Linked DNA regions of Homo sapiens: region 1 is linked to region 2. A link is a contact called in ENCODE Hi-C or POLR2A ChIA-PET data. All regions are on one chromosome and are shown on one strand. The core of a region is the stretch at or near the end of the contact, and the rest is flanking DNA. Distances in the headings are between cores, read along the strand shown. Region 1 has its middle 15 kb from the start of PLEKHF1. Region 2 holds the start of CCNE1 (cyclin E1).

Region 1 (5,709 bases), core at 1,193-3,692, 130 kb after region 2:
GTTGCTCATTGCTGGGTGGTTTTCTCTGTAACTGATTTAAAACCGTGCAGTGCTCCCCAACTACGGACAGGCTCATTCTGGGAATGAATCTAGACCCCAAGATCCTCACCTCCATCCCTTTCCCTGGACTCTCCTGAGAGCCCTGCACCGTGACTCACCTGCTGGTGTGCTCCAGGGACCACCCCTCCCTCTGCACAGTGGGAGTAGAGGCTTTTGACCCTCAAAGACTATAGTCGGGGGATGGGTGCACTGGCTGCTTAGACCCCTGTCCTGTGCCCATTTCTAGAGCCAGGATATGGGTGGGGTCAGCCGTATCAGGCTGTGCAGCAGAAGGTGAGGAAGAGGAGGTTCCGGGTGGAGAAGTGCTGTGCCACTGGCAGCTGCCACCCTGGGAGCTCACTCCCAGCCACACGTGGGCATGGAGCTATGAATGTGCCGGGTTTCAAGGTGCAGAAACAGCATGAACGCAGAATAGAGGGGGCTTGGGGAGCCTGTGGCCTGCCACGGGGTGTATGACCAGCACCCCCGGCCCCCACGAAACGGTCTTGTTAGAAGCCCAGTCCCCCCTCCCGCCCCCGACCCCCAAAACTTGCTGAGCAGTTGTGCTTTGACTCTTGCTCTCTCTGTACCAACTCCAGCTCTGGCGTGGGGGAAAGAAACCCTCAGGGATTGGGTTGTGCCAGCAAGTGGTTATGGCTGGGGCAGGCGAGGTTCAAAGGCCTCTGCTTCATGGTGGGGGCCCCCAGGAGGTCTGGTGGCTGCTGAAATCCAAAGGCATTTTGGTATTTTAAGGGTATTAGTAATTTGCAAACTGTACGAAGTGTCCCAGTGTGCTGCTCCAGAATCCCGGAGCCCAGGTCCCCATAGCCCAGGTGCTGCCGTGGGCAGCTAGAGGAAGCATGATGGGCGTAGCTGTGCTGCTGCGGGAGACAGGGACTGCCTCGGGCACTTCTGGGCAGCCCAGATGACCAGCCCCAGGCCCTAGGCTCTCTGCCTCCCAGCCTGGGACCACAGTGGGCAGGCCCTCTTCTCCAGAAAGCCTGTGTTTCAGGGTCAGAATGTCTGGCAGGAACCCTGAGCTGATGCTCCAAGGATTGAAATTTCCCCTTGTTGTTGCCCAGAAATGTCTGGCTCTGCCTGCCCACATCCCCATTCCTTCCCTGCCTGCTGCTCTGCTCTGAGCATTGGAACATTCCATTCGGAGCTGGACTTGGTGGTGGTGATGGAAGCCAGCAGGAGAGGGGGCTTGGGAGGCCAGAGGCCACACAGCTGGCCGCAGCTCTGCTCCTGGCCCGACCCTGACACACAAGTGCAGGGTGCGCCCACCCTCTGGGCCCAGTTTCCAGCCCTGACGCCAAAGGGGATGATGGAGAGGAGGCTGGAGTCTCCCTGGGGTCACTCCCTGTCCTCCCTTCTACACTGGCCCACACCTGCCTCTGTGGCCTCGCCTGAGCTACTCCTGCAGGGCTACTCCTTCAGGTGCCTGAATGCACCACAGATGCCTCCATTCTGGGCCTGGGGCCCTGGAAGGCGTAGGGGAGGAGGTGGAAGGAGCAAGAAAGGGTCGAGAGACACCTTAGGGTTTGGCTGGGTTGCCCAGGTGTAGGTGTTGGCAGAGGCAGGACAAGCGGGTTGGGCAAAGCCAATGCTGTCATTTTGGGACACATGGGCTTTGAGATCCCTGTGACATCTTCCCAGTGTCCTCCAGGAGCTAGGGAAGTTGACAATTCCTCCTTGCAAGGGAAGCACCTGTGCGATGCCCAGCGGTGCAGGACCATGGGTTGGGGGCCATGGAGGCCAAAAACAAATGAGAAACACCTGTGCTTTCAAGGAGCTCAGATGCCAAGGCCAGGTTTGGGGGGCACAGGCTGCCTGAGGCTCCTTGTAGAGAGTGGAGGTGGGAGAGCTGGAGCAGGGGCCACCGGGCCTCTGGGGGCACAGATGGGTGATCCACACTACCTGGGGCAAGCCAGGAAGGCTTCAGAGAGGAGGTGGCTTCTGTGCCAGGTTCACAGGAAGGGCCGGGCCAAAGTTCACAGGCAGACTGGGGAAATGGTGGGTATGGGGTCAGCAAGCAGCCCAGGACAGGCCGGAGCCCAGATCTGCTGGGCCGTCGAGGCAGACCCCTCCCTCTGCCCACTCTGGGCCCCTGCGTTGCCTGAGGTTTTGCTCCTGGGCACCGGTTCCATCAAGTCTGCTGAGGGCAGAGGCAGAGCACGGGCATGGACGGTGTGGGCGCCTCCCAGGTGAAGAGCCTAGATGCAGACAGAGGCAGAGGACCCTCCTTCTCCCAGCCAGCAAGGGCTGAGGGGCAGCCCTGGGCCTGCGGGCATGAGGTGTTAGGAGGCGGCCTCTCCCCTGCCCTCAGCCCCAGGAAGTTCACTTCCTGCACATCTCCTCAGAGACGGCCCCAGCGGAAGTGGTTGCCTTGGTTTGCGCGTGTGGCCCGGGTGGCAGCGGATCCTGGCTGGGAACTGGGTCAGCCTTCGAGTCACCTCCAGGCCCCATCCCAGGGGCTGAGCCCAGGAGCGGCTTTGCCTTCTCCTAGGCCTCTTTCTGGCCTTGTTCAAAGAACAGGCTGGGCAGGGAAGTGGCCAGGCCAGCGGAAACCCTCTGGTGCCAGCCTGGACGACAGCCCCATGGAAGCCTGGAGCCCGGCCTGTGATCAAGTCAGACCCAGCTCCAGAAAGCGCTACTTGGGTGGGGTGGGGTGGGCATTCCTGTCCCCACCTGAGAAGGCCACTCACATTTAGCGTCTTGGAGGGGGACTGTTCCCTAAACCCTGGGCCAGGCTGAGCCCTCCTGCTGGCCCTGCTCCTGTAGAAATACACCAGGAACACCAGTTCCCATCCACAGCCTGGCCTGGAGGCTCCAGGGTGAAGCTCAGTTGCTTTCATTATCATCCTCTCTACCCCGATGCCCCCAGCCCCATTTTCTACCTGACTCATTTATTCATTCAACATATGTTTAGTGCCAAGGACAGGAAAAGACAGTTACCAAAAAGGCCCAGAGTCCCAGTCCTCGTGGAGACTACAATCCTCTGATAAAGTCCTACCATCCTCTGAGGCTCAACCAAACACCGCCTCCTCCAGGAAGCCCACCCAGCTGTTTTGGGAGTTCCTTTCTCTGGCTTTGTCTATCCCTCTCTCAGGGCTCATGACATATCTCCTTTAGCCTTAGGATGGCCTCACGTGACCTGTCTCTGCCTCCTTGGAACCAGCGCATGGGTGGGCCTCAGTAAGTGGCAGTCGCTGCCACCATCAGCACCTGCACCCCATCATCATCAAGGAGGGACAAAATTCTTGGGGACCTGTGAACCCCCCGCCTGGCTCCCTGGCCTCTGGCAGGCAACACCCCAATGTTACCAGCATACATGATGGCGGGCCCATCTTTAAGAAAACTTGGCATGGAAAAATCCCAACCACCAAAGCCCACAGGTAGGGGCTACTTGACCTTTGTGAAAGTCTCCTTAGTGTCTGCAGCCTCTGGGTCCCGTGGGAACACTGCATCCTGCAGAGCTCTAAAGGGAGAGCTGGCTGGGTGCGGTGGTTCACGCCTGCCATCTCAGCACTTTGGGAGGCTGAGTTGGGTGGATCACCTGAGGTCAGGAGTTCGAAACCAGCCTGGCCAACATGGTGAAACCCCACCTCTACTAAAAATACAAAAATTAGCCGGGCGTAGTGGCACGCACCTGTAATCCCAGCTACTCGGCAGTCTGAGGCAGAAGAATCGCTTAGAACCCGGGAGGCAGAGATTGCAGTGAGCCAAGATCGCACCACTGCACTCCAGCCTAGGCGACAAGAGCAAGATTCTGTCTCAAAAAAATAAAAAAAATAATAATAAATAAAGGGGCTGTCATCAATCCCAAAGAGCCCTGGGGTCACAGCTGTGACTGTACTTGCCATCTTGAGCTGCACTGCTCTGGGCTGATTCCTGCAGGAGCGGTTCTGGCCTGCCCCTGTGGGTGGAGTGGTGGGGTTCTGATGCCCCTCAAATGCATGGGCCTGTTCTCGGACCCTCTCCTCACCCCTCTGCACCTCCTAGGAAGAGGCAGGGGACGAGGCAGGCGCCTCCCAGGAATCCCATGCTGCCTGTGCGAAGGACCGGCTTCTGGCAGGGACATGGAGTCCAGGCACAGCTGGGAGGAAGATTTGAGAGGTGGACAGCAGCACTCGGCTGGCAGGACAGTTGGTTCCCGTGTCCTTGCCAGGCCTTGCAAGCAAAGCCCCAGGCAGGAGCGTGAGGCTGGACCCTGGCCCAGCAGCCCCGTGCTCCTGCCAGACCTCAGGCTCAGCTCTGGGGAAAGGGAGCATCTGCAAACAGCAGAGGCCTCGGCCCGAGGCCTCCTGACCTTCCCAGGCGTGGGGGCGGAGTGCAGGCAATGAGCAAAGCTCAGCTGCATGGCTGGGACTGAAGACAACTTCCAGAGCCTCCAAGGAGCTTCCCCACCCAAGAAGGGGACTGGCAGCGGTGCTGTGGCGAAGCAGGAGAGACGGCTGCAAGCTCTACAGGCTGGCCTTCCCCTTCCGTGCTTGCTCCTTGAGGCAGGGCCCTCTCCGGGGACTGCCTGGGCAGCTGGCCTAGCTTCACCTGTCGACCCGAGCCTGGCCCAGGAGGCCATCTCTGGTGGAAAATAAACCTGATAGGAGTTGGAGACAGGGCCTCCAGGGCAGCACCTTCCCTTCCCGGGCCCACTGGCCAGGCCCACATCTTCCATTTTGGGTGGCTCTGCTCTCTCCCAGCATACTCCCCTCTGTGCCTCAGTGGCCAGGGACCCCGATTCATTCAAACTCACACTGGCCCCAAACACCATGCAGTCCTGGGGGTCATTCTGCTTCCTGGCGCCCCCTCGGCTGTCAGCCTGGAAGCTGACACTCAGTGCCTGTTGGATGTCTCAGCATAGGCTGGGTGTGTGGTGGCTCCCACCTATAATCCCAGCACTTTGGGAGGCTGAAGTGGGAGGATTGCTTGAGCCCAGAAGTTCGAGACCAGCCTGGGCAACATAGGGAAATCCTGTCTCAATAAATAAATAAATAAATAAATAAGAAATTAGCTGGGTGCCATTGGGTGTGCCTGTGGTCCCAGCTACTTGGGAGGCTGAGGTGGGAGGATGGCTTGAGCCTAGGAGGTCGAGGCTGCAGTGAGCCGTGATTGTGCCACTGTACTCCAGCCTGGGCGACAGAGCAAGACTCTGTTTCAAAAAAACAAACAAACAAACAAAAAACTTCTCAGCAGAACAGGGGAGGGGGCCTGCCCCTTGGAAGGAGCTGAGGATGGGAAGGAGGGCAGCTAAGGCTTCCAGTCCACAGCCAGAGCCAAAATCGGAGGCAGATGTGGCCTCAGTGAAGCGCAGGTCCGCCCTTGGGGATCCCAGGGAAGCGGACAGCTGCCGGCCTCCATGGCTGCCAGACCCCCTCTCCCACCAGCCACCCATGCACAGCAGTCAGGACAAATTCTCAAAAGCCGAGATCAGCCTTGCTGCGTGCAGAAGGCTCCGACAGCTCTGGGGCACCCGAGGTGGCTGCCCCGTGCCTCTGGGGGCCCAGCTCCAGCCACGCAGCTCAGGTCACAGGGGTCCCTTTCCTGCCTTTGTACTGACTGTTCCCTCTGCTGGAATGTCCTCTCCCCACCAGGCAGGCGTGGCTCACTCATTCTCAGCCCGTCCCCATCATAGCACCCTCCACCCTGGCTTCTGCACCTGTGTCTCCC
Region 2 (5,244 bases), core at 1,630-4,129:
AATTAAACAACAAAATGGACGTGTTAAGTAGATCTTAGATAAAAGGGTATTCTTTTCATTAAGAACAGCCTAAGATGAAAATTAAAAAGCTTCCATGTGGTCTCGATGAAGCAGTTACACAAGAGTTTGGCACAATGGCTCCAAGTAGCTCAAGACTGTCGTACTGGGGGGAATTATGATAACTCCAGAGAAAAATTCTGTATGTGAGCAGGGAAAAAGGTTCTGTTGTACCCCCAAGTTCTAGTTTCATGAAGCTCCACAAAGAAATAACAAAGATACTGCTCCATACATAGACAGCTAATGTTTAAGCTATCTACTCTACAAAACGTATAGAAATCTGTCGCCATTAATCTCTGGATAACCACGAAAATGCCTTCTAGTGGGAAATGGTATGGCTATTCCGGCAGCACAGCTATCCACACTGTGGCCAGGGGACAGAGCCACAATCCGTCCCAGGAGGCACCCTCGTCACTGCTCAGGCTATCCTTGAGAACAGACATGCTTCTAAAACTCCAAGAATGCAACAGGGACGGCCCTGCTTCATCTTCAGCTGGAAGTTTCTTTTCTATTCAAAACACAGCTGGGAAAATAAACAGTCCTGAATTTCACAAAGTCAGAATTCATTTTATAATACCTAAAAAATCAACTTGCTTGATTTGAATGTACTTTAAGGGAAGAAAAAAAAAACTGGGGATATGCCGTCTCATTTCCGTCTCTGAAATGATTTCTTTGAATGAAAAAGGAAATCAGCAACCCTTTCTTCAATAGTCAGTGGACCCTCCTCAGAAATGCTTATTTCGGGGGACCTTACATGCAGTGACAACTGCTATTTAGAACACGGCGCACTGCGTTGAAACCCTTCACGCTTCCAGATGAACTACCCTGGCTGCTGCTCTGCAAAGTGAGGGGCTTCTCTGCTAACCTAGCTGGGATCCCTGCACTCAGGTCGAACACTGTTTCTGTTCAGCGTTTATCTGTGATAGAGTCAGAAGGCCTGACCAGCTAGTTTAGAGATAGGCTGCTTCCCCCACTGGAGCCATAACTACAGTCTCCAGCCATTTCTGAAAGTAAAGAGATAGTACAAGCTTTTTCTGCAAGAAACTTCTGATATTATAATGATTATCACACTGCATGCAGGAAATTTGGCAGGAACTCCTTAAGGAGAGAAAAGAAAAGCAGTCAAAAAAAAATGTATTGAGACACCACCTATCATTACACTGAATGTTCCACTGATACTCTTGCTGAGGTCAGGCTGAGCTGGGGATCAATGCAGGTAATTGCTGGAGGGGCTATAAGAACTTCCAGGGCCAGAAAGAGGAGAAGAATTTGAAATCTGACCTACAGAAGACGGAGGAGGTCCTTAAACACCATGACAAGAAAAATAGGTGTAGATAGGGGGAAAGTTGTTGCTTATAAACACCCAGGAACCCTCCCCCAGTTCACCAGCTTTTACAGACAAGGCCGAGAGCCCAACTTTGCCCCTGGATGGCACAGGACTCTGGGTTACTTTCTTCCTCTAACTGAGTCTCAGTTTCCTCCTGGGCAGAAGGGGAGGACTGAATACTGTGATGTCCATTCTGGTTCTTCCAGGCTAGGCACATATCTGTAATCTCAGACGGTGCCAGTCAGGAACACCAAGCTTCCTGGAATCCCAGGACTGGCAGAGGCCAGTGCCCACTGACAGGTACAGTGCTGGGCCATATGGGCTGTGGCTGCATTAGAGAAGTTCACTCTCACCAGAGTGTCTCCAGCAAGAGACAAGACAGCATGAAACCCCATGTGACCCAGGGGGAGAAGGACCTCCACAGAGGCCCAACCCCGGGCGGACCTACCTGGCTCCCACACTGGTCCCTCGCCGTCCTGTCGATTTTGGCCATTTCTTCATCTGGATCCTGCAAAAACTAACATGAAGCCACCCCCATGACCCCAAGGAAACACACCAAACAAGACAAAAACAGAGAGAAGAAGAGAAAGCTGATCAGGTTATGAGCTCCGTTCCTGCCCAAGGGACCCCCGCCCCCGTAGGCAGAGCCAAGTCGGGTACCCAGGTGAGATGGGGGGGATGCTCCCCAACCTGTCTCTTTTGTACTCACAACGGTCACGTTTGCCTTCCTCTTCCTGGAGCGAGCCGAGAACTCCGCGCCGCCGTCCTCCTTCATGGTGTCCCGCTCCTTCGCATCCCTGTGGACCCGGGTGGCACCGGGCCGGGTGAGCACCCGCGGCCGCCCCTCCCCCACGCCACCCGTCCCGTCCCGTCCCGTCCCGTCCGGCCCCGCGGCGCGGGCACTCACCGCTCCCTGCGCTCCCTCGGCATGATGGGGCTGCTCCGGCCTGAGGCCTGCGGGGCGGCGCGGGGTGAGGCGGCGGCGGGGTCAGGCCGCGGGCCCAGTACCCCTTCCCCCTTTGCGCGCGGGCGGCCGGGCGAGCCAGGAAGATGGCCGATGGCGGGGTGGCCTGTCACCCGCGACCCGGGCACCCGCCGACCCCCGACCCGGGGTCCCGCCGCCCCCGCCGCCCTCACCGGCCCGTCGCCTCCCGGGGCCCGGGCTGCCTCAGTGTCCCCTCCACCCCACCCCGCCGCGCTCTCAGCACCCTCCCGGGCGCCCCGCGACGCCGCCCGGGGACCCGCGACCCGGCCGCACCCCGCCCCCACCCAGCTCCCCGGCGCGGTCTGGGCCCCAGGAGTCCCTGTCCGCAGCCCGCGGCAGTAGACTCACCAGGGTCTTGTCCGCGGCGGACGGCGCGCTCCAGTCCCGGCAGGCGGCGGCGGCGACGGCAGTGGCGGCGGCGGCGCCGGGAGTCGGCGGGCCGAGCGCGCGGCGGTGGCGGGATCCGCGCCTGCCCCCTACACCGCGCTGGCGGCCGCGCCGGCTGCTCCTGCGCCCGGCTCAGAGCGGGACATTTAAAATCCCTGCGCGCGGAACCGGCCCCGGCCCGCCCTCGCACCGCCCCGCCGCGGCTCCCAGCCCCTCAGCGGCCGCGCGGGACCCAGAGCCCGTCCCGCCCCGTCCCTCGCCCCGCCCCCGGACCCGCCCCTCCACGGCGCCGGCCCGCGAGGCGCAGGGACGGGGAATCAGGGGCGGGGCCGGCGGACAGGGCGGGGCCAAGTGACAGGGCCTGCGCGCCGAGGGCCGGGCGCGGGGCGCGGGGCGCGGGACGCGGGGCGGGGCGGCGGGCGGGACGCGGGAGAAGTCTGGCGCGCGGCGGCGAGGGGCGGGCCGCGGGCGCCGGGGGCGGGGCCGAGCGGCGCTGGAGCGGCAAAAAGCCGCGTGGCTGGCGCGGGTGGAATGTAAACACGGCGGGCGGCGCGGGTTCGGGCCCCGGCAGGGCTGAGCCAAGGGGATGTGTGGGGGGCCTACCCGAGGAGCACCGCCCGCCGTTCCTCCGCGCGCGCTGTCCCGCCAGGCACGCCCTCCCCGCCCCCGAGACGCCGAGTTCCGGGCCCTGAGTCCTGGGCGGGGACATCCCCAAGGTCACCGCGCCTGTGCCTTGGCCTAGAACCAAGGCTTCAGGCCGCGGGGTCTGGGGCTCCCTGGGGGCCGGCTGCTATTCCTGGCCGCCTGTCCATTCATCCGTCAGTGCATTGGGTCGTTCATTCATTCATTCAAGGAATCTGTGAGTTCCTTCCATGCGCCCCTTCCATATGCGCCCCTCCCCCGCAAGCCCTTCCTGGCTCTCTGAAGACCTTTCTGACTCTGGGATTCCCTTGCACCCCATCTCTCACTTAAAGCCTTCCAGTTGAGGCCGGGCGCGGTGGCTCACGCCTTTAATCCCAGCATTGTGGGAGGCCGAGACGGCTGATCCCTTGGGGTGTTCGAGACCAGCCTGGGTAACAGTGAGACCCCCATTTCTACAGAAAAAGAAACAAAAAGCCTTCCAGTTGTTTCGCATAAGGGTCAAATCCACACTCCGTGTCCTAGGCTACAGGCTCCACAGGACCTGACCCTGATCCCCCACCCTCAGACCTCAGGCCTCCTCTCCACAGCTCCTCTGTCCTTTCTCCCTCAAGACTTGTATTTTTTATTGTGGCGGGGGGTGGGGGGTGGCAGGTAGGGATAGGGTCTTGCTATGTTGCTCAGGCTGGTCTCAAACCCATGAGCTCAAGCGATCCTCCCGCCTTGGCCTCCCAAAGTGCTGGGAGCCCAGCCCCTACACAGTCTTGGTGCCTCTCTGTTTCTTGTCTCTCTCCCCACCTTGCCCATCTTGCTCACTGCTGTATCTGTCAGTTCTTGGCATAGTGCCTGGACCAAGGGAGACACTTAAATTGTTTCTGAATGAACATTTGAAAGACAGGCACTGGCCAAGCCCTTGCAGGGCTTACCGGCTAATGAGAGAGACAGGTAAGGAACAGTCATCACCTCAGAGTACCCTCTGTACTCAGCTTCAGGAAGATGTGCGTAAAAGAAGGCTCTGGAATGCTCCCAGGGCCCTTCTTAAGCTAAAGTCTCAGTCCTGTCCCTCACCCTCCCCTAGTGACCGTTTTCTTGAAGTTAGAGCCAGGGTCTTATCAAAGAGGCTCACAAATTCATGATTCCCCCAGGTGCTCTGAGGCCAAGGCTGCTGGGCTACTTGCTCAGCAGGGACCCAGGCACCTGAACCCCCCATCCTGTGCCCGTTAGGAATCACCAGTAACAGGTATCATAAACAGTGTTTCCAAAATGGCAGCACTGGGCTAAGTCCTTCAAAGTATCATCTCAATTAAACTTCACAATAATCCTATTCATGTTGATGCCACAATTATCCTGTTTCACAGATGGCAACTATCTACTCCCAAGGATCATTGTGAAGATTGAGATAATGTAGCTGACTCCTGTACAGTACCTGGCACACAGTAAATGCTCACTAAATGAGTTATTATAATGATGGTAGACAAGACAGTTTTCCTTAGTCATTACAGCAATGTATACACCCACCAGCAAAGATAGAGCCCAAATCCTCCACATCCTAGCTGACATGTTCATCAAGAATAGAATGGATACATAAATGTTGTTATATTAATTCAATGGAATACCACACAGCAATAAAAAGGACAAACCAAGGAATCATGCAGCAACATGAGAATTTCAGAGACAACATGTTGAGCCCAAGAAGCCAGACACACTTATTTGAAGTTTCCATTTATTTGAAGTTTAAGAAAAGACAGCAGTCACCGTAACAGTATTTACCCCTAGGGTGAGGAGTAATGACCGGGAGGAGACCAGGGGAAACTTCTAGGGGCTAGACATGTATGCTTTGATCTGAGTG

The links. A loop is a pair of places that touch in the nucleus more often than their neighbours do. ChIA-PET counts read pairs that join two places held with the same protein, here RNA polymerase II (POLR2A). Pooled maps may share reads with other maps.
Region 1: a loop to region 2 is called in a pooled map, with 4 times the contacts of the local background. The contact joins the enhancer-like site here to the promoter of CCNE1 in region 2. A Hi-C loop is called at or near these places in 2 of 37 single-sample maps with no recorded cell type and 7 of 50 pooled maps. POLR2A ChIA-PET finds 5 or more read pairs at or near these places in 4 of 52 experiments (H1, MCF 10A, activated B cell and 1 more).

What each region holds. Positions count from the first base shown.
Region 1 is chr19:29,677,389-29,683,097 of GRCh38, reverse strand. No RefSeq gene overlaps it. Among named protein-coding and RNA genes, the nearest start is that of PLEKHF1, 15 kb to the right of the region's middle. Within about 2 kb of position 2,442, at least 18 of the 41 ENCODE cell types and tissues checked have a DNase peak (open chromatin) inside an H3K27ac peak, as active enhancers do.
Region 2 is chr19:29,809,626-29,814,869 of GRCh38, reverse strand. It overlaps CCNE1 (cyclin E1), which reads right to left and starts at 2,879. Exons shown (of 12, transcript NM_001238.4): 1 at 2,718-2,879; 2 at 2,292-2,338; 3 at 2,094-2,181; 4 at 1,833-1,901. The coding sequence starts at 2,314. RefSeq lists a silencer at 2,796-3,425.